Linked DNA regions of Homo sapiens: regions 1 and 2 are each linked to region 3. Evidence: read pairs that join two places in POLR2A ChIA-PET (ENCODE). Cell type or tissue: Panc1. All regions are shown on one strand.

Region 1 (8,000 bases), 180 kb before region 3:
AGCCACCATGTCAGAGGTGGTGAGGTCTGACGAACCCAGCCTGCATGCTTCTGCATCATTAATTCATCCACAGCCGATGACCATTTGGCCTGGCCAAGTAATTAGCAAAGGTGATCTAGAGTCATTCCTGCCTAGGGGCAGGACTTCATATGTTCTGGAAGTTCCTTCCTAGACAAGGATCACAGCATCTAGGGTCTGAGGCCATTCCAGAGTTCCAAAAAGAATTGGGGGCCTTCAGGAGGAGCAACTCCTCCCCACCCTTGCCTGAGGCTGGCCCCAGTTCAGGACACCAGAGACAAGCCAGCAAAGGCCAGTGCAGGGAAAGGAATAGCAGATCCAGGTGTCCCCAGAAAGTCCCAAGGGCATGGACAGGCAATAGCCGGCTGATTGCTGGTTGAACCAGAGGAGGTGAGGTGTGCTGGGTGGCATGAGTGTGAGCAGAGCCTTCTGAAAGTCGACCCAGACTCTCAGAGCACTCGGGCGTTCACCTGCCCAGGGACGAGCAGTTCTCACCCTTCGGGATGCGGCCATTTGTCCTCCTTTCAGAGACCAGCTGGCCACTAAAATCTTACTAATTTTTTTTTTTCTGAGATGGAGTCTCGCTCTCTTGCCCAGGCTGGAGTGCAATGGCGCCATCTCACCTCACTGCAACCTCTGCCTCCTGGGTTCCAGAGATTCTCCTGCCTCAGCCTCCTAAGTGGCTGGAATTACAGGCCTGTGCCACCACACCTGGCTACTTTTTGTATTTTTAGTAGAGAGGGTTTTGTCATGTTGGTCAGGCTGGTCTCAAACTCCTAACCTCAAGTGATCTGCCCTCCTTGGCCTCCCAAAGTGCTGAGATTACAGGCATGAGCCACCACACTGGCAAGTTTACTAATCTTAGCTCAGGTGATTCATTCTTTATACATTACAGTAAGCTCAGCCCTCTGTGATCACAGAAGAAAGGCCAACACCTGATCCAAAGACCGCCAGAACATCACTCGGTCCTCCATGGGAGGATTAGCCGAGACCCCGACTGACCCCAGACTTATTGGGGTCATGTTAGAAAGAGTTGGGGGCTTTTGTAGAGAGAGGTGTTTATATCATCTGAAGTTGCTTTTTTCTTTGACTTTTTTAGGCTCACCAAAGCTTTGCTCTAATCTGAACTTCCTTCCTTCTCAGCGCCCCCACCCCCCGCAGTTGACCCTGGGTGCCTTCCAAGGCTGGCCTCTCCCTGCACCTGCTTAGGCTGCTCCAAGGAGGAGCACAGTGCGGGGCCCCTCGGGAAAGAAAGGGTGCCCGAGGCAAACAAGGCCAATCCCTCGCAGAAAGGAAAGCCCGGTAAAGACTCTGCTCTCCTGCCACAGGCCTTGTCCCGCTGAAGAAAGTCCACCAAAAAATGGCCCCCCTGCCTGGGCCACAGCCCACCCCGAGCGCCCCGCCCTGGCCCAGAGCCTCAGGTTCCGCTGCCTCTGATGCACTCCACCCCTAGGAACTTCGTGGAGGAAAAGATGGGCAGCAAGTTCGTGGAAGGCCGGAGTGTTGAGTTTTCTAAGTCCTACGAGGAGAGCAGCCCCTCCACGTCAATCTTCTTCATCCTCTCCCCGGGGGTTGACCCCTTGAAAGACGTGGAAGCCCTGGGTAAGTGTAGCAGGCAAGTGATGTTCTCAAAGACGGAGTATTGTCAGCATCACCAGGCACCAGGAAAATGCACACCAAAAGCACATGAGACACCACTTCACACCCAAGACGCGGCTTCACGCCGGTAGGATGGCAATGATCAAGAACAGGAAAATAACACGAGTTGTGAGGCCTGAGAACTGCGACCCTTGTAGGTTGCTGAGCGGATGTAAAATGGGGCCGCTGCTGTGGAAAACAGTCTGGTGGTTTCTCAGTAAGTTACATATAGAATTGGCACAAGAGCCAGCAATTCCACGCCTGAGTATACACCCAAAAGAACTGGAAATTTAAATCTGTGTTCAAGCAAGTACTCTACACAGACGTTCATTCATAATAGCCAAAAGGCAGAAACAACCCAAATGTCCATTAACTGACAAATGGATAAGTGGATAAACAGAATATGGTGGCTCTATATGGTGGAATAGTATCCCTCGATTAAAAAAGAGTGAAGCAGGCCGGGGGCGGTAGCTCACACCTGTATCCCAGCACTTTGGGAGGCCAGGGTGGGCGGATCGCTTGATCACAGGAGTTCAAGACCAGCCTTGGCAACATGGCAAAACCCCGTCTCTACAAAACATACAAGAAAACGTAGCCAGGTATGGTGGTGTACGCCTGTAGTCCCAGTTACCTGTGAGGCTGAGGTGGGAGGATCACTTGAGCCCAAAAGGTTGAAGCTGTAGTGAGCCGTGATCAAGCCACTTCACTCCAGCCTGGGCGACCGAGTAAGACCCTGTCTCAAAAAAAAAAAAAAAAAAAAAAAAAAAAAAGCATGAAGTCGGCCAGGTGCAGTGGCTCACAGCTGTAGTCCCAGAACTTTGGGAGTCTGAGACAGGAGGAGCACCTGAGCCCTGGAGTTCAAGATCAGCCTGGTCAACACAGGGAGAGCTTGTCTCTACAGATAATTTTATAAATTAGCTGGGCATAGTGGTGCATGCCTGTGGTCCCAGCTACTCTGGAGGCCAAGGCAGAAGGATCACTTGAGCTTGGGGAGTGGAGTTCAGGCTAGGTGACAGAGTTGAGACCCTGTCTCAAAAAAAAGTGAGGCCAGCCACAGTGGCTCACACCCATAATCCCAGCACTTTGGGAGGCCAAGGCAGGTGGATCGCCTGAGGTCAGGAGTTTGAGACCAGCCTAGCCAACATGATGAAACCCCATCTCTACTAAAAATACAAACATTAGCCAGGTGTGGTGGCGGGCGCCTGTAGTCCCAGCTACTCAGGAGGCTGAGGCAGGAGAATCACTTGAACCCGGGAGGTGGAGGTTGCAGTGAGCAGAGATGGCACCACTGCACTCCAGCCTGGGCGACAGAGTGAGACTCCATCTCAAAAAAAAAAAAAAAAAAAAAAGTGAAGTACTGATACATGCTACAACGTGGATGGACCTCAAAAACACTATGCTCAGTGACAGAAGCCAGACACAAAGGCCCCATATTGTGCAGTTCCCTTGATATGAAATATCCAGAATGGATAAATCCATGGAGACACAAAGGAGACTGTAGACGAGTGGCTCCTGGAGGAGATTGGGAGCGACTGCCTAATGGGTATGGGGACCACCTCTTGGGCCATGACAATGTTCTAGAACCAAACGGATGATTGCACAGCATTGTGAATATACTGAATGTCGGTGCACTGTACGCTTTAAGATGGGTTTTAAAACAGCAAGTTTTATGTCATGTGTATTTCACCACCGAAACTAAATGAGGGAGGCATGTGGAATTCCTGGCTGTAGATCACAGAGCCTGAACCTGTGTCATTTAATTACGTGGTGTTTTTTTCCTGTTTTTCTTTTCTTTAGGAAAAAAACTAGGGTTTACCATAGACAATGGAAAACTCCATAATGTGTCCCTGGGGCAGGGACAAGAGGTGGTGGCTGAGAACGCCCTGGACGTGGCTGCAGAGAAAGGACACTGGGTCATTCTGCAGGTACGAGGGGGCCAGCACTGCAGGGTAAGGGCTCCCCGCACTGAGGTGGCCAATGGGGATGGGCCAGAAGGCCCGGAAGGAAGCAGGATGTGGAGTTTGCATTCAGAAATGTGGGTGGAAATCCTAACACCACTGAAGGAGGAGGCATCCCCAGTGTCGGCTCTGCTGGGGTCAGCTGGGTGGTGTGGCACGCCATGACTGCCCAGAGGAAAGCGTGGATTCTTCAACGGTGAGAGGGAAGCTGGGCTTTATACGAGAGTACCCCAAACAGAGATTATTTAAACAACAGATGGTTGGGCACGGTGGCTCACACCTGTAGGCCCAGCACTTTGGGAGGCCAAGGCAGGCGGATCACCTGAGGTCAGGAGTTCGAGACCAGCCTGACCAACATGGCGAAACCCTGTCTCTACTAAAAATACAAAAATTAGCCAAGTGTGCTGGCACATGCCTGTAACCTCAACTACTTGGGAGGCTGAGGCAGGAAAATCGCTTGAACCCGGGGAGGCAGAGGTTGCAGTGAGCCAAGAGTGCACCACTGCACTCCAGCCCGGGCGACAGAGTGAGACTCCATCTCAAAAAAATAAAAAAAAAAGATGACAAGTGCTGGGTTGACAAAAGCATCTCCTCCTCCTCCTCCCTCCTCCCTCCTCCTCCTCCTCCTCCTTCTCCTCACTTGGGGCAGGCAGCAAAGCCCAGAGCGCCCAGGAGATGCTCTCTGCACATTTGGTTCAACGCTAGCACGACCACCCCTCCTCAGCCCTGGAGCCCATCCAAGACCCCTTCTCACTACCGCTTGTCCTCGAGCGCCTCTGGGCCTGTCCCAGCTTCCACGGGTCTTACAGTGTGTGTCGACCTCAATCCACAGGGCTAAGCCTGGCCCCGGTGGGAAGCCCTCAGCTTCAAGAGGAGGGGTGGGGACCACAGAATCTCAGCCTTATGCCAGGGAGGACACAAAGGACTCACCGTAAGGCTGGAGGTTTGCAATTCATTGAACACAAAAATAGATTCTGGGGCCTCAGTTGCTTCGCCGAAGACATCCTGGCATGCCCAGCACCTGGTTAGGGTGGACAGGTGAGGGGTGGGGCAGTGCCAGCACCAGGCAAGTGTGGGGTGCTGGCAGAAGAGCCCTGCCCTCACCAGGGAACATAGCCACGTGCCAGTCTCTCCTCGTGGGCCAGGAGCTGGGCAAAGTGTGTAACCAGCCTCTAGTCTTGGCTGCAGAATATCCACCTGGTGGCCCGGTGGCTGGGAACACTGGACAAGAAGCTGGAGCACTACAGCACGGGCAGCCATGAGGACTACCGGGTGTTCATCAGCGCGGAGCCTGCCCCCAGCCCCGAGACCCACATCATCCCCCAGGGCATTCTGGAGAACGCCATCAAGATCACCAACGAGCCCCCCACGGGCATGCACGCCAACTTGCACAAGGCCCTGGACCTGTTCACCCAGGTAGGGCCACGCCTGCTCGGGCTGCCTCCCCATCCCATGCCACGGCCTGGCATCCATCCCTTGGGGCCCCGAGGACCACTGAGGACCGCTCTGAACTCTGGGGACACCTCCCCTCTGGGCTTCCCCTGTCCACACACCCCTCGCAGTCAAAATCAATGTATTTCTAAAAGACGGAAAAATGCAAATAATTTAAGGTGCTCTGGCACTATTTATTACTTAAAGCTGTAGATGCAGAAACACATAGTTTTTAATCAGTTCTATGAACCTGCAAATGAGGGCTGGTAGATGCTGTCCATTGTGTTTAAAGAGCATGGAACACGTCATGACTGGTCCTTGGAAATGGGGCCAAGCTCCGTGGGGTACTCCCTGGAGGCTGGTCAGCTTTCCTGGGAGTACAGAGCCCCACTGCTGGAGGCTATGGGCAACCAGGGTAGATGGGGTTGCTGTACTCGCTGAGGCTCTGGATCTGTGACCAGGTTTCCTTGCCTTCAGCCCCCCTCTGACCCACCATCAGCAGGAACAGCTGGCAAAACACAGCTAGCTAGGGAGCCCGGTCCTCCTCTGCTAACAGCTGTAGTGGCTGCTGGTTGCCTCCAGGACGGAGGGTGAGGGCCTGCCTGGCACCTGGGGCTCGAGGACCCTCCTTGGCTGGGATCCCACTTCTGCATCTGCCTGGGGTCTGTCCTCACCTGACTCTTCCCTCACAGACCTCAAGGCTTCCCCCAGATGCAGCCTTCTCCACAGCCTTCCTGGCCACGTGTTTGTTTGTTTGTTTGTTTGTTTGTTTGTTTGTTTGGAGATGGAGTCTCACTCTGTCACCCAGGCTGGAGTGCAATGGTGTAATCTCGGCTCACTGCAACCTCTGCCTCCCGAGTTCAAGCAATTCTTGTGCCTCAGACTCCCGAGTAGCTGGGATTACAGGCATGCACCACCACACCCAGCTAATATTTTGGATTTTTGGTAGAGATGAGATTTCGCTATGTTGGCCAGGCTGGTCTCAAACTCCTGACCTCAGGTGATCCACCTGCCTCAGGCTCCCAAATCTTGGCCACTCTTGTCCTCGGGGGTGCTCCTGCCTCTGCAGGTCCTCATGTCGATATTTCTCCTTTTGGCACCTCAGCATTTTCTCTGTCTAGAACTTTTTGTGTGCACAAACTTGATCTCCCAAGTGGAGCCTAGAACTTTTTTGAGGTTTGACACCCTATTTTTTTGGAGATGGAGTTTCGCTCTTATTGCCCAGGCTGGAGTGCAAGGGCACAACCTCGGCTGACTGCCACCTCTGCCTCCTGGGTTCAAGTGATTCTGCTGCCTCAGGCTCCCAAGTAGCTGGGATTACAGACACCCACCACCACTCCTGGCTAGTTTTTTGTATTTTTAGTAGAGATGGGGTTTCACCATGTTGGCCACGCTGGCCTTAAACTCCTCACCTCAGGTGATCCACCCACCTCGGCCTCCCAAATAGCTGGGATTACAGGCGTGAGCCACCACGCCCGGCCAACACCCTGTATCATTCTATAACACTTAACAAAGATCTACTTATGGGGTGTATCGGTCCATGAATGTGTGGCTTCCATGCCTGATACATTTTTAAAAACTACTTATATGGAAATATCAGAGTCACCCATTAACAATTCCCAACCAGCTTTTAAAGGACACACCCTTGTCAAAGTGTGAAAGTAAAAGAAAAAGCAGAAAAACAAATGTTTAAAATAGGTCCCCCGTTCTATTAACCAATCAATCAATACCACACGCCTCCTGCCTTGGCCTGCACCCTGCTGAGGGGCGCGAGGATACGTTCTGGAAGCAGCACCCTAGTGTGATGAGTGCGTGGGGTACACACGGTGCTATGGGGCCATGCAGCTCACAGCAGCCCTGAGGTCAGCACCAGTCCTGGAACGGTTTCTGCCAGTCTGTATGAGATCAGCGCAGAAATCCAGGAGGCACTCAACAAACTCTGCAGCGACCCGACACTTGTGAATCCAAGCACAGGGGCAGTTCTTCCTTTGGTGTTTCGTTTTATTGTATTTTGCAAAGTGTCAGTCAGCGACAGACAGGGATCGGGGCACTGAGGCAGGGACTGGGCCTTCACTTCCAGCCAGCGTGGAGCCCTGCCAGCCAGCACACGGGAGTGGCACCTCATCCCATCTCTGGTTGGGGAGGTGGGTAGCCAGGGAGTGACAGCTGAGACCTGTGGGTAAGGAGACCCTTCACAAGTTCAGGGACCAGTTGCCTCGGAGGGGCTGTGGGCCTCTGAAAACAAGGGCCCACAGGAAGAAGCGGTGGTGGGTGGAACCTGTATGTCCACGATGCCCCAGACCTGAGTGCGGGTAGGCTGGTGAAAAGCACCGGATCGGATGGACTCTGGAGGATGGATGGACGGTGACACCCGCCAGGCCTTCCCTTGTCCTTGGGGGCTGGTGAGTCTCCCATTGGCTGGTGTCACTCTGGCTCTCCACGTGTTCACTGCCAGCGCCCTCCCCAGGGAGCTGAGGTCTGAAAGGGACTGGCCAGGCCAGTCTCCTGGGCCCATCGTCTCTGTCCCAGGCAGCCAGGAGGGGATACTCGAGTGATGGAACCCCAGCTGCTCCCCTTCTTGTCCATGTTGCCAGAGGGGCCTGTGCCAGGCTTTCCATGATGCCCAGGACAGGGCCCTGCTCTTGATCCACCCAGTACACTTCCCCTGGCACTTATCTGTCCCTCCCCAGCGGGATCCTCGGCCACTGTGCCTGAAGCCCTCCCCCCACACAGAGTGCCTGGCCCCAGAGGTGCTCCGTCAGCCGCTGAGTAGAGCAGGTGGAGCACAGCTTGGCTTCCAGAAGCCTCTGTGTGTTCAGGAGTCACTACGTAGCAAAGGTTAATGAGTAAAAGCTCACAAATCCAGAGACGTAGGAGTCACAATTTAGGCTCAGTTTTCCCTTCCCTGGAGCCAGATAAAAAGAAAGGGTTTGAGAAGCGACCCCATCCCATCCC
Region 2 (8,000 bases), 110 kb after region 3:
GGGTTTGGGGAGAGACACAGGCAGGGGACGGGGCTGGTCCCCAGTCTTTTGGGGTGGTGCTCAGGGCTATGGGTAACAGGGGACCAGACCAGGGATGAGTGGGGAGGGCACAAGGACCATTTGCCAGAATCCACTGCTTTCTGATTCCAGATTGAATTAAAAAACAAAAACAAACAAACAAAAACTAAACCACAAGCAGCACCCACCCCCTTCTCCCCGAGCAGGGCTGTAGTGTGAGGGGGAAGAGGAGGGCAGCTTCCCCAAAGCCACGGCTTCGCTTGCTCCTGGCCAAGGGAGCTAGGTGAAGGGCAGGGGCTCCCCCAACAGATTGAGGTGATGCAAAAAACCAAAATAAAACATCAAATAAATTGTGTAGGAGGAGGCCGGGCGCGGTGGCTCACGCCTGTAATCCCAGCACTTTGGGAGGCCAAGGCGGGTGGATCACGAGGTCAGGAGATCGAGACCATCCTGGCTAACACGGTGAAACCCCGTCTCTACTAAAAAATACAAAAAATTAGCCGGGCGTGGCAGTGGGTGCCCGTAGTCCCAGCTACTCGGGAGGCTGAGGCAGGAGAATGGCATGAGCCCGGGAGGTGGAGCTTGTAGTGAGCCGAGATGGTGCCACTGCACTCCAGCCTGGGCGACAGGGCGAGAATCCATCTCAAAAAAAAAAAATGTGTAGGAGGAGTCCAGCAGCCTAGGACCAGGGCAGAGCCAAGCCAGCCTGGGGGAGGGGGCCTCTTGGGAGGATCACTGCTGCCACCACCGCCACCCTGGGAGCCTTGATTGCAGCAGCTGCCTCCTCGGTCATGGCAGACAGCACCATGATCAGGATCTCTTCTCCACAGCTGTACTTCTGCTCAGTCTCTTTGCCAAGGTCTCCCTCATGCAGACGAAAGTCCTCTCGCACCTCCATGCTGTCCTGGAGCAGTGATAGGTGCCCATCCTGGATGCCAATCAGCTGGAAGTCATTCCTTTTGATGCTGGGGACATCCATGTTATGAGTTGACAGGCAGATATCTCCATATTTCTTCCCAGTAAAGATGTCAGTACCAACCAGGTGGACCTTGGCATGGCCGTGCTTGCCAGTCATCGAAGTAGACATCTCGACGATCTTACGTGGCCGGCCTTTGAGTACCACAAAGCCATTCTTTTTTTTTTTTTTTTTTTTTTTTTTCCGAGACAGAGTCACGCTCTGTCGCCCAGGCTGGAGTGCAGTGGCACAATCTCGGCTCACCGCAAGCTCTGCCTCCCGGGTTTACGCCATTCTCCTGCCTCAGCCTCCAGAGTAGCTGGGACTACAGGCGCCCGCCACCACGCCCGGCTAATTTTTGTATTTTTAGTAGAGACGGGGTTTCACCATTTTAGCCAGGATGGTTTCGATCTCCTGACCTTGTGATCCGCCTGCCTCGGTCTTCCAAAGTGATGGGATTACGGGCGTGAGCCACCGCGCCCGGCCTACAAAGTCATTTTTACACAATGCTGAGGACTGCATTGGGAAGGTCGCTGAGGCCCTGCATCTCCTGTCTCGAAGTCCAAATCATCTGCCATTTTAAGAGGCTTCGATTCCAACTCGCACGAACTCACTGACTCAACCCTGTCCACTGGCTGTGAGCCTCCGAGCCCACCGCCGCCGCCGCCGCCGCTGCTGAACACAGGTCTTAGTACGCAGGCACCTGAGATGGGTTTTCACCGTGTTGGCCAGGCTGCTCTTGAACTCCAGACCTCATGATGCGCCCGCCTCGGCCTCCCAAAGTGCTGGGATTACAGGTGTGAGCCACCGTGCCCGGCCTAAGTTTTGTATTTTTAGTAGAGACGGAGTTTCACTATGTTGGTTAGGCTGGTCTTGAACTCCTGGCCTCAAGTCATCCACCCACCTCGGCCTCCCAAAGTACTGGCATTACAAGCGTGAGCCACCGTGCACGGCCAATTATCACTTTTAAATGGTTGACTTTTTGTTATGTGAATTTCACCTCTAAAAAAAGAAAATATTAGAAAAAGGGCTACCTCCTGGGTTTAGGCTGTTTCTTTCCAGAATATTTTTCTATATAAACAAAATGTGTCCAGGCACGGTGGCCACTGCGCCTGGAATCCCAGCACTTTGGGAGGCTGAGGTGGACGGATTGCTTGAGCCTCGGAGATCAGCTTCAACAACACAGTGAGAACTACTCTAAAAATAAATAAATAAACAAAATTAGCCAGGTGTGGTGGTGCTCGCCTGCGGTCCCAGCTACTCCAGAGGTTGAGGGGAGAGGATCACTTACTTGAGCTTGGGAGACTGAAGCTACAGTGAGCTATGATCGTGCCACTGCACTCCAGACTGGGTGAAAGAGTGAGACCCTGTTTCTAAAAAAATTAATTAATTAAAAGGACTTTTGAAGAATGCGAGGCTCCTGCAGGAGACCAGCCTGCTCACGGCACCCAAAGTGCTCTTCTCCCTAGACCCAGATCAAAACCAGCCCGTCAGCGCATTCCAGCAGGCCTTCACCCACCTACGCCAGGTATCTGCTTTCTGCTTGCGAGTGACTTCTCTGTTTTGGAAGCAAATCCTGGAGTCAATTTCATTGTGGAAAACATCTCTGAGATCTTCCTAGTGGGCCTGATGCTGTCTTTGCTGATTCTTTTTTTTTTTTTTTTTTTTTTCTGGAGAAGGAGTTTTGCTCTGTCACCCAGGCTGGAGTGCAGTGGTGCAATCTTGGCTCACTACAACCTCCGCCTCCCGGGTTCAAGTGATTCTCCTGCCTCAGCCTCCCAAGTAGCTGGGACTACAGGTGCCCACAACCACACCCAGCTAATTTTTGTATTTTTAGTAGAGACTGGGTTTCGCCACATTGGCCAGGCTGGTCTCGAACTCTTGACCTCAGGTGATCCGCCTGCCTGGGCCTCCCAAAGTGCTGGGATTACAGGTGTGAGCCACTGTGCCTGGCCATTACTGATTCTTTAAGACAGCAATTGGGATTAAACAAAAATGTTTCTGGAATAGGGGTTTGAGGGAGAGGGTTGTATTATACCAATGGCGGGGACCTGTTTGCATTTCAACAATAGTGTGTAGGCCGGGCATGGTGGCTCACATCTGTATTCCCAGCACTGTGAGGCCGAGGCAGGTGGATCACCTGAGGTCAGGAGTTCAAGACCAGCCTGGCCAACATGAAGAAACCCCGTCTCTACTAAAAATACAAAAATTATCTGGGCATGGTGGTACATGCCTGTAATCCCAGCTACTCAGAAGACTGAGGCCAGAGAATCACTTGAACCCAGGAGACAGAGGTTACAGTGAGCCAATATCCTGCCATTGTACTCTAGCATGGGTGACAGAGCAAGACTCCGTCTCAAAAAAAAGAAAAAGAATAGTGTGTATCAGGTGGGCACAGTAGCTCAGGCCCGTAATACCAGCACTTTGGGAGGCCAAGGCGGGAGGATTGCTTAAGCCCAGGGGTTCCAGACCAGCCTAGGCAACATAGTGAGACCCCACCTCTATTTAATCGAAAGAAAAATTAAAAAGAAAAAAAGAATACTGTGTGGTGGGGCAGTGCTTGGGGGAGGGGTAGAAAGAAGGGTCTGTGAAATCTGAATATCATCGACGTCATGAATTGCCTTTGCTCGGCTGGGCATGTCTGCTCTGGAAACCACCCTGCAATGAGGAAACTGCTGATTGAGCAGAGAACTGGAATAGACTAGAGTGTGTGACCACTAAGCATGTTTCATTCTAGACCAGTAACTCTCAACCAGGAGCAATTTTGCCTCCAGGGGAACTTTGGGTCTGGGGACATTTTTGGTTGTCAATATTGGGAGATGGACTAGCTTGGGCAACACAGCAAGACCCCATCTCCACAAAAAAAAAAAAAAAAAAATAGGGGTTGCTGCTGACATTTAGTGGGTAGAGGCCAAGGATGTCGCAAAGCATCCTACAGTGCACAGTCAGCCCCCACCGCGAAGAATGGTCTGGCCTCAAATGTCAGGAGTGCTGAGGTTGACAACTCTGGTCTAGACAACCGGCAGCAGCCTTCTAGAATCAGGATGTCTTCCCCTGCCCAGGGCTGCACAGACACCAACAATTATTTTCTCATCTGTGCCCCTTTGAAAATTTCATGATAACTCTCCTTTTTATATTTATTTATTTATTTATTTATTTTTGAGATGGAGTCTCACTCTGTTACCCAGGCTGGAGTGCAATGTCGTGATCTCGTCTCACCACAACCTCCGCTTCCCAGGTTCAAGCAATTCTTCTGCCTTAGCCTCCTGAGTAGCTGGGATTACAGGCATGCGTCACCATGCCTGGCTAATTTTGTATTTTTAGTAGAGACAGGGTTTCTCCATGTTGGTTAGGCTGGTCTCAAACGCCCAACCTCAGGTGATCCACCTGCCTCAGCCCCCCAAAGTGCTGGGATTACAGGTGTGAGCCACTGCGCCCCACCTATTTATTTTTTTGAGACGAAGTCTTACCCTGTCACCCAGGCCTCAGGGCAGTGGTGTAATCTTGGCTCACTGCAACCTCTGCCTCCCGGGTTCAAGCGATTCTCCTGCCTCAGCTGCCCGAGTAGCTGGGATTACAGACACATGCCACCACGCCTGTCTAATTTTGTATTTTTGGTAGAGATGGGGTTTTACCAAGTTGGCCAGACTGGTTTCGAACTCCTGACCTCAGGTGATCCACCCACCTTGGCCTCCCAAAGTGCTGGGATTACAGGCATGAGCCACTGCACCCAGCCAGACTCTCCTTTTTAGATGGGGAAGAATACTTTTTTTTTTCAGGCCTGGCACAGTGGCTCACGCCTGTCATTCCAGCACTTTGGGAGGCTGAGAGGGTGAATCGTTTGAGGCCAGGAGTTCAAAGCCAGCCTGGGCAACATGGTGAAACCCTGTCTCTATTAAAAATACACAAATTAGCCCGGTGTGGTGGCTCGAGCCTGTAGTCCCAGCTACTCGGGAGGCTGAGGCATGAGAATCACTTGAACCTGAGAGGTGGAGGCTGCAGTGAGCGGAGATTGTGCTGCTGTACTCCAGCCTGGGTGACAGAGTGAGACTGTGTCTCAAAAAAAAAAAAAAAAAAAAAAAAAGAAGGAATACTTTTTTTTTTTCCCTAAACAGGCTTTCATGGAAAAATCTTCGATTTGAAGAAAGTGAAGGTGTATCTGGAGGTGAAGGCACCCTCTGGGGCATCCTCTTGCAGATGCCTCTGCTGATTCTTTAGTCAATTTGACCCTCAGGGCCAAGAGGCCTTCTCTTCATGGTCCAGAAACTATCGCAGGGGCCAGAAGCCTGCCTCACGTGGGGAAGTGGGCGTCCAGGGCTGACACGCGATCACCCTTTCTTTTTGTTCCCTTTGCGAAGGGAAACGATCTTGACTTACAAAAATGGAAAGAAAAACTTCTCTCTCTTCATTTCCATTTCAGTCTTCATTAATAGAAGCTTGATTTGCATAAATTCACAGACAGGAACCATTTTGAAAGTACACTGTACCAGGGACATTCACTTTTTTTTTTCTTTTTTTGAGACGGAGTCTTGCTCTGTCGCCCAGGCTGGACTGCAGTGACACGATCTTGGTTCACTGCAACCTCCGCCTCCTGGGTTCAAGTGATTCTCCTGCCTCAGCCTCCCGAGTAGCTGGGATTACAGGCATGCACCACCACGCCCGGCTAATTTTTTGTATTTTTAGTAGAGCTGGGGTTTCTCCATGTTGGCCAGGCTGGTCTTGAACACCTGAGCTCAGGAGATCCACCCCCGTCGGCCTCCCAGAGTGCCGGGATTACAGGGTGAGCCACCGTCCCCGGCCGCACACTCACTTTATATCCTCTCAAGACTTGTGTGGTTTTTTCCTTTTGATTATTTAGTTTATGGATCAGCCTGCCAATAAAGGATGGTCTATCATTTTTTTTTTAATTTATTTTTTTCTTTGAGACAGGCTCTTGCTTTGTCTCCCAGGCCTGAGTGCAGCGGCACGATCTCAATTCACTGCAACCTCTGCCTCCCTGTTTCAAGTGATTCTCCGCCTCACCCTCCTGAGTAGCTGGTATTACAGGTGCATGCCACCATGCTTGGCTAATTTTTGTATTTTTAATAGAGATGGGGTTTCACCATGTTGGCCAGGCTGGTCTACAACTCCTGACCTCAAGTGATCCACCCACCTCAGCCTTCCAAAGTGCTGGGATTATAGGCGTGAGCCACCCGCCTGGCCTATCATTTAATTCAAAATTCTTCTGCTTGTCTGGGTGTGGTGGCTCACTCCTATAATCCCAGAGCTTTTGGAGGCCTAGGCAGGGGGATCCCTTGAGCCCAGGAGTTTGAGACCAGCCTGGGCAAAAAAGCAAGATCCTGTCTCTAAGAAAAAAAAAAAAAAAATTGGCTGGGTGCAGTGGCTCATGCCTATAATCCTAACACTTTGGGAGGTCAAGGTGGGTGAATCACTTGAACTCAGAAGTTCGAGACCAGCCGGGCCAACATGGCAAAACCCCATCTCTACTAAAAATACAAAAATTAGCTGGGCATGGTGGCATGTGCCTGTAATCCCAGCTACTCAGCAGGTTGAGGTGGGAGGATCTCTTGAACCTGGAAGGTGGAGGCTGCAGCGAGCCAAGATTGCACCACTGCACTCCAGCCTGGGTGACAAAGTGAGACCCTGTCTCAAAAAAAAAAAAAAAAATTAAGCAGGCATGGTGGTATGCACCAGCTACTCAGGAGGCTGACATGGGAGGATGTTTGAGCCCAGGAGGTTGAGGCTTTAGTGAGCTGTAATCGCGCCACTGCACTCCAGCCTGGGTGACAGAGCGAGACCCTGTCTCAAAATAAGTAAGTAAATAAATAAATAAATAAATAAAATTCATCTGCTCTGCAAGAGCATTTAAATAATGGGATGGCACACTCAAAATTTGATAAAGTGACGACAGGGCTGCCCTCGGGACAGGAAGCTAAGCCAAGCCCAGGCTGGGCACGGGGTCACTGCAGGGAAACTGTGGAGGGCTCATGTCCAGGCCCGGACATGGTGCTGGTGCTCTGAGTGACTCCAAGGCCCTTCCAGATTGTGCTACCCCTCTCCAGACTGGTCTCTGTGACAACAGGAAGCTTAGAAATTCCAGTCCCAACCCTGGAGGTTGCAACTCATTAGACCTAGGGAGGGGCTCTGAGATCTGACTTTGAATAAGCCGCCGTCCGTTAAGGGTTGAATTATGTCCTCCAAAAAGATAGGTTCCAATGGTGACTCCCAGGACCTGCCCATGGGAACATATTTGGAAATCAGGTTTTTACAGATGGCTCCCCCTCTCTCATGTTAAATATTAACTCCAGTAATTCATGCTGGATTAGGGTGGGGCCTGAGGAGAAGAGGAAAGGAGACTCAGACACACACCGGGAGAATGGCATGAGGGAGGCAACCCCCAGAAACCAGGACAGGAGCCAGGAGCAGGTGCTCCCGCGGGGCCTTGGGAGGACCCAGCCCTGCAGACTCTGAGTCTTGGAATGCAGCTTCCAGCACTGTCAGAGAATGTGTTTCCTTCCTTGTTGGTGTTGTTTTTTGGTTGTCTTTTGTCTTTTGCTTTTTTTTTTTTTTTTTTTTTTTGAGACAGAGTCTTGCTCTGTCGCTCAGGCTGGAGTGCAGTGGCACGATCTCGGCTCACTGCAACCTCCGCCTCTGGTTTCAAGCGATTCTTGTGCTTCAGCCTCCTGAGTAGCTGGGATTACAGGCACACACCACCATACCTGGCTGATTGTTGCATTTTTAGTAGAGACAGGGTTTCCGCATGTTGGCCAGGCTGGTCTGGAACATCTGACCTTAGGTGATCCGCCCACCTCGGCCTCCCAAAGTGCTGGGATTATGGGCCTGAGCCATTGTGCCTGGCCTTGTTTGTTTTTGTTTTTGTGAGACAGAGTCTCACTCTGTCGCCCAGGCTGCAGTGCAGTGGTGCCATCCAGGCTCACTGCAACCTCCGCCTCCCGGGTTCAAGCGATTCTCCTGCCTCAGCCTCCTGAGTAGCTGGGATTACAGGCGCCTGCCACCAAGCCTGGCT
Region 3 (8,000 bases):
TTGAATCCAAAACTCCAGGTTCCAGGGGAGTGTGATTCCTGAGCTCTGGCTGAGGGTAGCCGGGCCGGAAGAACACCCAGAGGGAGTAGCTATCCTCCATGCCCTTCTCCTCTGCAGCACGGGTTGGCGCAAGCTCACCCTGGGCTAAAGGAAGGCTTGCCCTGCCATGCCCCTGCTCAAGGACCTGCCAGGGCTCCCTATGGGCGTTAGTATCTGATCCCATCCCTCTGCCTGGCTTTCAAGGTCCTCTGTCCCACGGGGCCATCCCCGGAGGTCAGACAGGCCTCCTGCTCACACCATGCTCCATGCCCTCCCTGGAGCTGTTCTGTACTGGCCTCCCCACAACTCCCCACCACCCCCACCCTGCCTGGTCATCCCACTAGGTTCACGTCTCGCCTTTAGAAGCAAGCCCCTCTCCACCCTCTGCTATCCGTTTCCTCATCCACGTTTCTCCAGTTATTTCCTGAATGCTCATTATGCCCTAAGCCCCCTGCTAGGGATCCTGAGAATGAAAGACTCAGGTCTTGCCCTCCATGAGCCTGAAACCCAGTGAGGGACGCTGGCCGACGACAAAGGCAACTGTGAGATAAGCCAGGTGCCAAGGAAAAAGGGAGAAGAGGGTGTGTGTCTTGGCAGAGGGGTAGGGCTATCATGCAAGGCTTCCTGGAGGAAGAGAGAGGCTGAAAAACAGCTGGAATTCTTCCAAGTGCAGAAGAGGAGGAGGCTGGACAGTGCCTGGAGGCCCTGCCAGCACTGCCCCTGGCTGACTCCACACACACCTGGGAGGACCAGCCAGGGGCTCCTCCCCAAGCTAGTGCCTCCCCACAGCCAGGGTGGGTCCTACAGGGAGGCAGAGACCTTAGCGGCGCGGGTTCCAATCCTGGCTTTACTGCTCACCACCAAGGTTCCCTTCCTCCCTAATCTGTTTCCTCCCCAGCAAAATGGGATCATGGTCCCAGGCGTCCATTCGAGGTCCTCTCCCCTTGGCAGGAGACGAAGGACACTGAACCCAGCACTCAGCATGGGCTGGCAAACCTAATCAGTGCCCATGGATTATGTTTGCCATCCACTGACTGGTGGACGGATTGAGGACCTTGGAGTTATCTTCCTGAATCTTCCCTCCTTGATGGCAACTCACCTCCGCTCACCAAGGGGTCCAGGAAGGCACCTGACTCTCAGGACCGCTGGCGTCTTGTATGTGTCAATCACCCAACAGACCAGGAATGCATGGCAGTACACACCGCCTCTGCTCCTGCCAGGGCCCTGGCAGGAGCGTGACAAATATTTGTTGTGGAATTAGGTTCTTAAGCGATGACGCTCTGCCCAGGGATCCCAGGGCAGCTCGGCAAGTGGGCGTGCCTCAGCAGGTGCCAGTTGTCCTTCTGTTCCCAGGAAGGGGCTCTTGGGTTCCTAATCAGACGGCACATGGCCGGGAGCAGTGGCTCACGCCTGTAATCCCAGCACTTTGGGAGGCCGAGGCGGGCGGATCACCTGAGGTCAGGAGTTCGAGAGGAACCTGTCCAACATAGAGAAACCCCATCTCTACTGAAAATACAAAATTAGCCAGGCGTGGTGGTGTGTGGCTGTAATTCCAGCTACTCGAGACGCTGAGGCAGGAGAATCACTTCCACCCAGGAGGCAGAGGCTGCAGTGAGCCAACATTGCGCTATCGCACTCCAGCCTGGGCAACAAGAGCAAAACTCTGTCTCAGAAAACAAAACAAAACAAAACAAAACAGAAGACCCAGCCAGGGTCTTGTCTCTGCTTCCAGCGGGGGCAAGCGCTCACCACAGAGAGGCCTGAACCCCATGCGTGCCTACATCACCTCTCGGTCTCCAGGCCCGCCCATGCTACTCATTAAACTAGGCCTTTCTGTTGCAGCCTGTCCTGCAGGTCCCCAAATGTGGGACCTTCCTTCATCCTGCCATCCTAGACCTTGGAATCAGCAGGTGGGTGGCCAAGGACAGAAATTATAAGACCTAGAGCCAGATGCGGTGGCACACGCCTACCGTCCCAGCTACCCTAGAGGCTGAGGCAGGAGGATCTCTTGAGCCCAGGAGTTCGAGGATGCAGTGAGCTTTAGCTTGGGTTACAAAGCAAGACTCCATCTCCAAAAAAATAAATAAATAAATAAAAAGTAATTAAAGAAACAATAAGACCTAGGAGAAAGTGACCTTCAAACCTTCACACTATTTTGATCGTGCACCCTTACCAACAAAAATGATATATGCATAGTTATTTTTAGATTACAAGTTTCCATGACCGCATGAATACATTACTTGCATTATAAAACATTCACGAAAGATAGGCATTTAAAAAGAGCGAGATTTAAATGCTAAGTATAACATTCTCCTCCCTGCCCCAGGGGGGTCATCCTGCATATCCCATTCTAGAGGCCAATGTCAGCAGGACAGCCCTCCCTTCCCCAGCTAGGATGGAGCCCCTCCCCTATGATCCATCCCCCAGCCTCAAGTTCCAACCTTCCTTCTTCCCAAAGACCCCTGCAAACTCTGCCACTATGAAGACCATACTTTTCCTCGTTTCCTGATCCCAGATGTTTTTTTTTTTTTTTTTTTTTGAGACAGAGTCTCGCTCTGTCACCCAGGCTGGAGTGCAGTGGTGAGATCTCGGCTCACTGCAAGCTCTGCCTCCCGGGTTCACGCCATTCTCCTGCCTCAGCCTTCTGAGTAGCTGGGACTACAGGCGCCTGCCACCACGCCCGGCTAATTTTTTGTATTTTTAGTAGAGACAGGGTTTCACCATGTTAGCCAGGGTGGTCTCGAACTCCTGACCTCAAGTGATCCGCCTGCCTCGGCCTCCCAAAGTGCTGGAATTACAGGTGTGAGCCACCATGCCGGGTCTGTCTCAGTTGTTCTATCATCAGCTGGGGAGCCATGCCTGGGGTGCCCAGGGTGCCTCTAACAAGGGCCATCTCTCATCCTCTGCAGGGCCAGCCTGGGAGAGAAATTCATCTGGCTTATGGCACAGGGACAGAAGCAGGCCGGCTGAGGACAAGGTAACAGAAGGGCTAGGGCTTTTAGAAGACAAAGCTTCCTTCACGGATGCAGAAGGAGAATGCTGTTTCTCTGCGCTGGGCAACCTGGGTTTGAATCCCATCTCTGGGATAAGTGTGCAGGGCGCACAGCAGGTGTTCGGCACACAGAGCCCTTACTGAAGATACTGCTCAACAAGGCAGGGTCTGCCTGGCGCTGGCTTCAGGCCCTTGGCAGGGGCTGGGCAGCCACTCTTGCCCATGCCCTGGTGGCCCCGAGATGCCAGCACTCCTCTGGGTGGTTGGGGAACCCACCCAGGGTGGAGGAGGTGGGCAAGGCCTGGGATTCCACATCTCCAGGGCAGCAGACCCCACGGTCTCCAGGGATCTTGTCTGTGCCCAAACTCCTGAGACTTCCCTGTCCTTTCCCACAAGGGCCCTGGCTCTGGTGGCTGCAGAAGTGGGAGGAGGGGATGTGGGGGAGTCTGGGGAAGGCCACCTTCCATGACGCTCTGCCAAGCCAGGAGGAGCGAAGGAATAACCTGGTCCCCGTGCTGGACCCTGGACTCCAGGAAGCAGAGCCCACAGCCGGCTCAGCCTTGGGTCCCCTGCCTCTGTGGAGCTGGCCCTACCCCAGATGGCCACTGTGCCTGAGGCCCGGCATCTGACCCTCTGTCCTCCCTGCCGAGGGGCCAGAACAGAGGCCCCGGCAACAGGCAAGGCGCAGTGCACGGAGCTGACCCCGTGCCTCGGTCCAGGCCTAGCAACAGGAAGTGAGAGGCCAATGCCGGTAAACGAGATCCGAAAGATTAGAGGCCTCGCTGCCGCCCCAAGTTAGAGGACAAGTTCCTGGAAGGAGGAGGAAGCTGCCGCAGTAAATAACGCCAGACCCCAGCGTCCCAGCTGTCAGCAGCCAGTGCGGCCGCAGGCTGGTAGGCCCAGGAGGGAGCAGGTGGGGGCAGAAGGCACAAGGGGGTGCCCTGGTCTCAGCCCAAGCTGGGGACACCTGGAAGGCAGTAGAGGGGTTCCTGAGGGTCCCCCCAGCCCAATCCCTAAGTCCCCATTCCCCTGTCCACACACACCACAGCTTGCAACCGTATCTAAAGACAGAAGCGGGGCCGGGTGCAGCGGCTCACACCTGTCATCCCAGCACTTTGAAAGGCCAAGGCGGGTGGATTACTTGAGAGCAGGAGTTCAAGACCAGCCTGGCCAACATGGTGAAATCCCCTCTCTATTAAACACAAAAATTAGCTGCGTGTGGTGGTCGGTGCCTGTAATCTCAGCTACTGGGGAGGCTGAGGCAGAGAATCGCTTGAACCTGGGAGGTGGAGGTTGCAGTGAGCTGAGATCGCACCACTGTACTCCAGCCTGGGCAACAGAGCATGACTCCATCTCAAAAAAAAAAAAAAAAAAAAAGAAGAAGAAAAAGAAAGAAAAGAAAAAGAAAAGCCAGCCAGCTGCAGTGGCTCATGCCTGTAATCCCAGCACTTTGGGAGGCCAAGTTGGGAGGACTGCTTGAGGACAAGAGTTTGAGACCAGCCTGGACAACATAGCAAGACCTCATGTCTGCAAATAAAATAAAATAGCCAGGCATGGTGGTATGTCCCTGCTACTCTGGAGGCTGAGGCCGGAGGACTGCTTGAGCCCAGGAGGTTGAGGCTACAGTGAGCTATGATCATACCACTGCACTCCAACCTGAGCAAAAGAGTCAGACCTTGTCTCAAACAATAACAACAAAAAAAGACAAACCACAGCACGGGGGAAATTTTTTTTTTTTTTTTTTTTTTTGACAGAGTCTCACTCTGTCACCCAGGCTGGAGTGCAGTAGCTCGATGTCAGCTCACTGCAGCCTCCACCTCCTGGGTTCAAGCAATTCTCCTGCCTCAGCCTCCCCAGTAGCTGGGATTACAGGCATGTGCCACCACGCCTGGCTAATTTCTGTATTTTGAGTAGAGACAGGGTTTCACCACGTTGGCCAGGCTGGTATCGAACTCCTGACCTCCAGTGATCCCCGTCCCTTGGCCTCCCAAAGTGCTGGGATTATAGGCGAGAGCCACCGCAGCTGTACTGTGGGGAAATTTTTTTTTTTTTTTTTTTGAGATGGAGTCTCGCACTGTTGCCCGGGCTGGAGCGCAATGGCTCGATCTCTGCTCACTGCAACCTCTGACTCTTGGGTTCATGTGATTCTCCTGCCTCAGTCTCCCAAGTAGCTGGGATTACAGGCACATACCACCATACCCAGATAATCTTTTGTATTTTTGGTAGATATGGGGTTTCACTATGTTGACCAGACTGGTCTCGAACTGCTGACCTTGTGATCCGCCCGCCTTGGACTCTCAAAGTGCTGGGATTGAAGGCATGAGCCACTGCACCCAGCCCTGGGGTGAAATCTTTGCAACGCACAGAACCCGCAAGGATCAGTATGCTTGCACATACCAACCAGCCTGACCAGTCAATGAGAAAAGACCAGAACATGCTCTTCACAAAGAGGAATTCAAACGGCTAAAACATAAGAAAAGGGGCTGGGCGCGGTGGCTCACGCCTGTAATCCCAGCACTTTGGGAGGCCAAGACGGGTGTATCACGAGGTCAGGAGATCGAGACCATCCTGGCTAACACGGTGAAACCCCGTCTCTACTAAAAATACAAGAAAAATTAGCCGGGCATGGTGGCGGGCGCCTGTGGTCCCAGCTACTCGGGAGGCTGAGGCAGGAGAATGGTGTGAACTTGGGAGGCGGAGCTTGCAGTGAGCCGAGATCGCGCCACTGCACTCCAGCCTGGGCGATAGAGCGAGACTCCGTCTCAAAAAATAAATAAATAAATAAATAAATAATAAAAGGTACTCTCCTTTAGCAGTTAACAGAAAGAGCAGGGCCCAGTGTGGTGGCTCATGCCTATAATCCCAGCACCTTGGGAGGCTGATGGGGGTGGATTGCTTAAGCCCAGGAGTTCAGGCTGCAATGAGCTATGATTGCACCACTGCACTGCAGCCTGGGTGACAGAGCAAGACTCAGTTTCTTCAAAAAAAAAAAAAAAAAAAAAAAAGAGGCCAGGCACGGTGGCTCATGCCTGTAATCCCACCACTTTGGAAGGCCGAGGCAGGCAGATCACCTGAGGTCAAGAGTTCAAGACCAGCCTGGCTAACATGGTGAAACCCCCATCTACTAAAAATACAAAAATTAACCAGGCGTGGTGGTGGGCACCTGTAATCCCAGCTACTCGGGAGGCTGAGGCAGGAGAATCGCTTGAACCCGGGAGACAGAGGTTGCAGTGAGCCGAGATTGCGTCACTGCACTCCAGCCTGGGTGACAGAGTGAGATTCCATCAAAGAAAAAAAAAAAAAAAAGATCAGATTAAAATTGCCAGGAGATATCACCACATATCACAAGGACAGCTAAGATGAAGAAGTCTGATAACACTAGTGTTACCGAGATGGAGAAGTGTGGGAAAGTGGGGGAGGAGGGCATTTCCAGCACTTTGGGAAAGGATTTGGCACACCTAGTAAAGCTGCAGATGAGAGACCCCAGAATCAGCAGCCCCACCGCCAGGCGTCCGCCCTCCCGAAGCAGGCACCTGTGCCCCAGCAGACAGGAATAAGAATGCCCACCAGCACCACCGTACATGGCCAGTCTGGAAACAAAATCCCAAATGTCCCTAAACAGGTAGAATGGAGAAATAAACTATGCTCTAGGGACCCAGTGGAAAAGTACCTGGCAGCAGAGAATAAATGACAGCCACAGCACGGGTGACTCTTGCAAACAGCCTAATGAAGCCAGACATAAAAGGAGACACCCTGATTCGACTTCTGTAAAGTTCACACACAGGCCACACTCAACACTCAACTGCTATTAAGGGATACATCTACGGTGGCAAAATCATAAAGAAAAGCAAGTCCTGGTCATAAAAGTCAGGCCAGGCCAGGCCTGGTGGCTCACATCTGTGATCCCAGAGATTTGGGAGGCAGAGGTGGGAGGACCGCTTGAGTCCAGGAGTTCGAAACCAGCCTGGGTAACATAGTTAGACTCCATCTCAAATCTGTCTATCTATCATCTATCTATCTATCTATCTATGTGTGTGTGTATATATATGTGTATATATATGTATACATATATGTGTATGTATATGTATATGTGTATATATATATGAAGAAGAATGTCAGGGCAGCAGTAACTTCTGCAGAGGGAAGGGTTGTAAATAGGAAGGAAGCTTCTGGAATCCTGGCCATGGTCTATTTCTTTTGTGTGTGTGTGTGTTTGTGTTTGTGTGTATGTGTGTGTGTGAGACACAGTCTTGCTCTGTCGCCCAGGCTGGAGTGCAATGGCACGATCTCGGCTCACTGCAACCTCTGCCTCCCGAGTTCAAGTGATTCTCCTGCCTCAGCCTCCCGAGTAGCTGGGATTCCAAGCGCCCACCACCATGCCTGGGTAATTTTTTGTATTTTTGGTAGAGACGGGGTTTCTCCATGTTGGCCAGGCTGGTCTCGAACTCCTGACTTCAGGTGATCCACCCGCCTTGGCCTCCCAAAGCCCTGGGGTTACAGGCGTGAGCCACCACGCCCCACCATGGACTATTTATTGGTCTGAGTGGCTATGGCACGGGAGTTTATTTTATATGTATTTATTCATAACACTGTACAAATATGCTTCATGAGCATTTCTGTATGCGTGGTAAATTTCTTAATTTTTTAAACAAGCAAGTGTATTTGAGCGCCCATTGTGTTGGGCACTGGGGATGGGCCATGCCGAGCTCCCGCTAGCCCACGGTGAGCTGATGGAGTGCAGGTGAACATCCTGTGGCTTCCTGTTGAAGTCATGCACAGGGTCTCCCCAGCTCTGTAGCCCCCCTGCTCTGCACCTGGCTGGGGAACAGCCCTCACGCCCCCCTCACTCCACCCCCCATTCTCTCCCGGTCTCGCACCCTCATGGCACCTCACTCTGGATTTCCGGAGATGGTGCTGAAGGCGAACCTGGAGAGGGACATCTTTCCCACTAGGGGGTCCCAGTTGGGGA

The links. ChIA-PET counts read pairs that join two places held together with the same protein. Peaks named below come from ENCODE experiments on the same cell type or tissue, not always from the same donor. Only the 100,000 strongest peaks of a DNase experiment are listed, where the experiment ranks them.
Region 1: POLR2A ChIA-PET joins it to region 3 with 17 read pairs; 11 of 35 experiments call an interaction of 5 or more read pairs at or near these places.
Region 2: POLR2A ChIA-PET joins it to region 3 with 15 read pairs; 9 of 35 experiments call an interaction of 5 or more read pairs at or near these places.

What each region holds. Positions count from the first base shown.
Region 1 is chr17:78,434,671-78,442,670 of GRCh38, reverse strand. DNAH17 (dynein axonemal heavy chain 17) reads left to right here. Exons shown (of 81, transcript NM_173628.4): 72 at 1,472-1,620; 73 at 3,454-3,581; 74 at 4,803-5,030. Among named protein-coding and RNA genes, the nearest start is that of DNAH17-AS1, 46 kb to the left of the region's middle. RefSeq lists an enhancer at 4,913-5,541. In Panc1, no CTCF peak of the experiment used is centred here; no DNase peak of the experiment used is centred here.
Region 2 is chr17:78,150,976-78,158,975 of GRCh38, reverse strand. All of the region lies in intron 2 of C17orf99 (chromosome 17 open reading frame 99), which reads right to left. It also overlaps the pseudogene EIF5AP2. Among named protein-coding and RNA genes, the nearest start is that of C17orf99, 8.6 kb to the right of the region's middle. RefSeq lists enhancers at 107-206, 551-1,052, 3,342-3,721, 6,068-6,644, 6,645-7,222 and a silencer at 4,542-4,611. In Panc1, no CTCF peak of the experiment used is centred here; no DNase peak of the experiment used is centred here.
Region 3 is chr17:78,259,171-78,267,170 of GRCh38, reverse strand. It overlaps LINC01993 (long intergenic non-protein coding RNA 1993), which reads left to right. Exons shown (of 7, transcript NR_073178.1): 5 at 938-1,194; 6 at 2,949-3,924; 7 at 5,258-5,822. Among named protein-coding and RNA genes, the nearest start is that of LINC01993, 15 kb to the left of the region's middle. RefSeq lists enhancers at 7,926-8,000, 7,641-8,000. In Panc1, no CTCF peak of the experiment used is centred here; no DNase peak of the experiment used is centred here; H3K27ac peaks cover 587 bases.